Linked DNA regions of Homo sapiens: region 2 is linked to region 1. A link is an interaction called in ENCODE POLR2A ChIA-PET data of the cell type or tissue named here. Cell type or tissue: endothelial cell of umbilical vein. All regions are shown on one strand. Links, peaks and the distances in the headings refer to the core of each region. The heading gives the core; the rest is flanking DNA. Region 1 overlaps TAOK1 (TAO kinase 1). Region 2 has its middle 11 kb from the start of TAOK1.

Region 1 (2,801 bases), core at 125-2,624:
GAGGCCGAGGCAGGTGGGCCACCTGAGGTCAGGAGTTCAAGACCAGCCTGGCCAATGCGGTGAAACCCCGTCTCTACTAAAAATACAAAAAATAAAATAAAATAAAAATTAGTCAGGTGTGGTGGTGCGCGCCTATAATCCCAGCTACTCGGGAGGCTGAGGCAGGAGAATCGCTTGAACCAGGGAGGTGGAGGTTGCAGTGAGCCGAGATCATGTCATTGCACTCCAACCTGGGCAACAAGAGCAAAACTCCGTCTCAAAATAAACAAAAAAATTAAAAAATAAAAAAACAGGTTCAGTGGTCAAGAAATTAGAGAAGGCCTAGACTAAACAAAGATGAACAAGTTTCTTTAACGAAGGACTTCTCAGAACCTTCATTATGACATTGTGTACCATAAAGGGGTTGGATTTAGAGCATGCAATCTAACATGATTAAAGACTTAAAAAAAACTTTTTTTTTAACTTTTCTTATTTCTCCAAGAAAAAAGGACCTTTTTTTATTCCTAACTGGGATTTTATAGGACCAGTGTTGAGAAAATACAACCTGGAAACCCTTGGTATATAAGGTAAATTATGGCAGGGCAAGCTGCATAAGGAAAGAAACCAAAAGTGAAAATTCAATATTGGAGTCATTTTTTTATCTCTTACCTCTTCTTCTTCCTGTGCTTCTACTGCTGGTCCATTATGTGCCTCCTGGAAAAGGAGTTTCTTCATCTTTCGATACTGCAGATTGTCCAGCTCTCTTACTGCATCCTTTGTCCTCTGAATGAGATCTATTAACACGGTTTCAGGGCGCTCCCGAAGAACAAATATGTGCTAGATAGGGTAGAAGGTAAAAGGTTGATTTTTTTTTCAATTAGTGACAAGGTACTCCTTCTCAGACCCTAGAGATAATATCCTATGATAGATAATGCATGTAATCTATAGCTATATAATTCTGTTAAATTTCTTCTATTTATAAAATTATCATTTACATACATATACTCTGTGCATACATAACTATTCTTTTTCTTTATTTTGAACATAATATTTTTGTTGGCCAACTAAAAATGCAGAGTTAAAATAACTGAAGGGTCTAAACACTAAGAATTAAGTCCAATCAGAGCTCTCAAGGTTTACATATTCTAAGAACTGATGATTTCACACAAAAGACATGTTCAGCTCTGAGTCATATTTGTTTCAACAGGAATGTATTTAATGATGGTGAATTATGAAAGATGAATTTAGACACTAGATATTGGGTTCCTTTATATGCTGCGTGAACAATATTCTTTATAAAATACTAACACAGACTAAAAGCCATTAAATTATTACTTTTTTATTACTAGCATTTAATATAATTTCACCTTATCAAATACAAAAAGTAGAAAAAAACAATTCCACCATTATGATGATCACAGTTACATTGTAATATACTTTTCATAAATTTTCTATGTATAAAATGTTTTGTAGATACATAGTTAGCATGTAAATTCCAGAAAGACATATTCTGCCATCCCTTGAGTTCTACGAAATATCCTTGAATTCTTTTTTTTTTTTTTTTTTTTTTTGAGACGGAGTCTCCCTCTGTTGCCCAGGCTGGAGTGCAGTGGCGCGATTGCGGCTCACTGCAACCTCTGCCTCCCGGGTTCACACCATTCTCCCGCCTCAGCCTCCCAAGTAGCTAGGACTAGAGGAGCCCGCCACCACACCCGGCTAATTTTTGGTATTTTTAGTAGAGTCAGGGTTTCACCGTGTTAGCCAGGATGGTCTCGATCTCCTGACCTCGTGATCCGCCCACCTCGCCCTCCCAAAGTGCTGGGATTACAGGTGTGAGCCACCGCGCCCAGCTATCCTTGAATTCTTAAGACAACTTTTACCTCCTTTGTTAGCTCAAATTTATTTCTTTTTTATGCAAAGAGTTGTAACTATGAATCACAGCCCACTGTAACCTCAAACTCCTGGGCTCAAGCAATCCTCCCACCTCAGCCTCTCAAGCAGCTAGGACTACAGGTGTGCACCACCATGTCCAGCTAATTTTTATTTTTTGGGGGGTGGGGGGTAGAGTTAAACTCCTGGCCTCAAGTGACCCTCCCACCTTGGCCTCCCAAAGCATTGGAATTACACCACTGCGCCCAGCCTCTATACACTATTTTATTCAATTTTCACAGTCATAAGTATTATTATTTTAGCTGGGCGCAGTGGCTTATACCTGTTATCACAGCACTTTGGGAGGCCAAGGCAGGCAGATCACTTGAGGCCAGGAGTTCAAGACCAGCCTAGCCAATAGTGAAACCCTAAAAATATAAAAAATTAGCAGGACGTGGAGGCATAGGCCTGTAATCCCAGCTACTCGGGCGGCTGAGGCACGAGAATCACTTGAACCTCAGAGGCAGAGGTTGCAGTGAGCTGAGATCATGTAACTGCACTCCAGCCTGTGCGACAGAGCAAGACTCTGTCTCAAAAACAAAAAAAAAATAATTATTATTATTTCAAACTCATAAACATAATGCCTGTAGAATATTTCATCAAATGTTTGTGCCCAAATCACTTAACCATTACTCTAATTTGGGGCAGCTATTTCTAATTTTTAATTCCATGATAAATAGCTTCATACATTAAATTTTTTTATTAGTTTTTTTCTTTATGATAGACTGCAACAGAAATGTAATTAGTCCAAAAGATAAGAAGCTCATGATAACTATTTCCTATCATTTCAAATAGGGCTGTGATAATATACACTAGGGGCCAGGCAAATGAATACTATTAATATATGCAGACTTAGGATCTAATCACCAAATACTAGTGGGCTGGGTTACTAC
Region 2 (2,801 bases), core at 54-2,553, 120 kb after region 1:
AATTTTTTTGTATTTTTTGTAGAGACAGGGTTTCACCATCTTGGCCAGGCTGGTCTCGAACTCCTGACCTCGTGATCCACCCGCCTCGGCCTCCCAAATGCTGGGATTACAGGTATGAGCCACCTCACCGAGGCCCCTGGAGTATTTTTAAATAAACCTCTTATAAATCATCATAACATTTCACCTGTATATACTTCAGTATGTATCTGTAACAAAGACCTTTATTGTAGCATAACCACAATATCATTATCACACCTTTACAAAATTAAAAAAATTGTTTTCTTTGTTTTTTTGTTTTTTTTTTTGAGATGGAGTTTCATTCTTGTCACCTAGGCTGGAGTGCAATGGCGCGATCTTGGCTCACTGCAACCTCCGCCTCCCAGTTTCAAGCTATTCTCTTGCCTCAGCCTCCCGAGTAGCTGGGATTACAGGTGGGCGCCATTGTGCCTGGCTAATTTTTGTATTTTTTTAGTAGAGACAGGGTTTCGCCATGTTGGCCAGGTTGGTCTTGAACTCCTGACCTCAGGTGATCTGCCCACCTCGGCCTCCCAAAATGCTAGGCATGAGCCACTGTGGCCGGCCCCCGTCTCTATTTTTTTTTTTTTTTTTGAGACAGTCTTGCTCTGTTGCCAGGCTGAAGTGCAGTGGCATGATCTCAGCTCACTGCAACCTCTGCCACCCGTGTTCAAGTGATTCCCCTGCCTCAGCCTCCTGAGTAGCTGGGACTACAGGTGCGTGCCACCACGCCTGGCTAATTTTTTGTATTTTAGTAGAGATGGGGTTTCACCCTGTTGGCCAGGATTAGTCTCGCTCTCCTGACCTCGTGATCCATCTATTTTTAAAAAGAAAGAAAAAGCAACTGTACTAATTTTTACTATTATTTCCTCTCCTTTTGAAAGGCTATGTTAAATTCCCATACTGCCATGCCACTTCTGGCTTTGATGACTTTCACTCCATTATTACACCATAGGGGCAACCCTTATTGCTCAGGACACACATGAACACAGAGATTTTCCCCATCACTGCTAAGAGACCCAACAGTCTGCTTTGGAATTAGATAATGCATTGAGAAAGCTAGCATTTCTCTCAGATCAGACTCTTTGAATGATAGGAGGAACATAAGATTGAGAAACTTTCGTTCCCTGGAAGAGAACACGCCAGTTGTGAAAAGCCCAAAGTTGTAAATTGTCAGATGGTGACTGCCTGGGAAACCTATCAAGATTCCTAACAGCTCAGCTGAGAACCTAATTACCAGTTACAAAGAGAGACAGGAAAAACGTGTTGTCAGAGTGCGCCTGGTCAGAGAGAATGAAGTATGATGTCCCAGCCTCATCACCAGCCTCCTTCTTGTTTCGACTAGAACAAAACACATTAGTATAATTGACATTACACATGTTTATTATCCGGAACAAAGGAACCATGTCAAACCATAACTCTGTGTCAGCTGAATCTTTGGTAATCACATAAACTAAACAATGGCATTTGACCTGATTGTGCAAAAACACTTCCGGGATTCTCAGTGCCAAGGATAATACCATCCTGTACTTAACTTTTCACCTGGAGTTTACACAAACTTCAACGAATCCTCTTAATTTCCTGGAGTGAAGAGGAGCAGTAATCTTTTGTTCTAGTGAAGCCCAGAGAGGGATAAGAACTTACCTAAAGCCACACAATCAGCAAACCAGCATCGTATTTTCTTTTCTTTTTTTTTTTGAGATGGAGTCTCTCACTCTGTCGCCCAGGCTGGAGTGCAATGGCACGATCTCAGCTCACCGCAACCTCTGCCTCCCAGGTTCAAGCAATTCTTCTGTCTCAGCCTCATGAGTAGCTGGGATTACAGGTGCCTGCCACCACACCCGGCTAATTTTTCTTTCTTTTCTTTCTTTCTTTCTTTTTTTTTTTTTTTTTTTTGTATTTTTGTAGAGACAGGGTTTCGCTGTGTTGCCCAGGCTGGTCCAGAATTCCTGAGCTCAGGCAATCCATCTGCCTCGGCCTTCCAAAGTGCTAGGATTACAGGTGTGAGCCACCGTGCCCGGCCTCAGCATCTTATTTTCTAAGGAAAATAAATTAGTATCAACCATGCTGCAGCACCAACATGAGGAAACCAGCACTCTTCACCAAGAATCCCTATATTGGGGAAAACCAACGTTAGTGTATTCACATGCTAGTTTTTACAAAGACTTCTAGTCTTGCAAAACTCACCCACACTTCCCACTCTCTTACCTCACTGGTATCAGCAGCAATTGAGCGTGAATGCTAACTTTCTCAGTGGGAGATTTTTTTTTTCAGTTGTTGAAAACAGGGACCTGGCACTTACAGCAACAGGGGGATAGAGAGAGAATTAATATTTATTGGGGACCTATTATATTCCAGATAGTATGTTTTACCTCTATCTAATCTGTAAGCCAGCTGGCAAAGTAGATGCTACTATAGATATCATCAGATGCCATACCTGGAGTTCATAGAGTTTAAGTAAATTGGCCAAGCTCACATCTTTAGTAAATGGCAGAGCAGAATTTTTAGCTTTTTATTTATTTGTTTATGTACTTTTTTTTTTTTTGAGACGGAGTCTCACTCTGACGCCCAGGCTGGAGTGCAGTGGCGCAATCTCGGCTCACTGTAAGCTCCGCCTCGCGGGTTCATGCCATTCTCCTGCCTCAGCCTCCCGGGTAGCTGGGACTACAGGCGCCCGACACCACGCCCGGCTAATTTTGTTTTTGTATTTTTAGTAGAGACGGGGTTTCACCGTGTTATCCAGGATGGTCTCCATCTCCTGACCTCGTGATCTGCCCGCCTCAGCC

Evidence for each region. ChIA-PET counts read pairs that join two places held together with the same protein. Peaks named below come from ENCODE experiments on the same cell type or tissue, not always from the same donor. Only the 100,000 strongest peaks of a DNase experiment are listed, where the experiment ranks them.
Region 2: POLR2A ChIA-PET joins it to region 1 with 5 read pairs; 12 of 35 experiments call an interaction of 5 or more read pairs at or near these places.

The regions. Positions count from the first base shown.
Region 1 is chr17:29,493,575-29,496,375 of GRCh38, reverse strand. It overlaps TAOK1 (TAO kinase 1), which reads right to left. Exons shown (of 20, transcript NM_020791.4): 11 at 649-816. Among named protein-coding and RNA genes, the nearest start is that of ABHD15, 72 kb to the left of the region's middle. In endothelial cell of umbilical vein, for the core only: no CTCF peak of the experiment used is centred there; no DNase peak of the experiment used is centred there.
Region 2 is chr17:29,378,125-29,380,925 of GRCh38, reverse strand. No RefSeq gene overlaps it. Among named protein-coding and RNA genes, the nearest start is that of TAOK1, 11 kb to the left of the region's middle. In endothelial cell of umbilical vein, for the core only: no CTCF peak of the experiment used is centred there; a DNase peak (open chromatin) is centred at 1,395.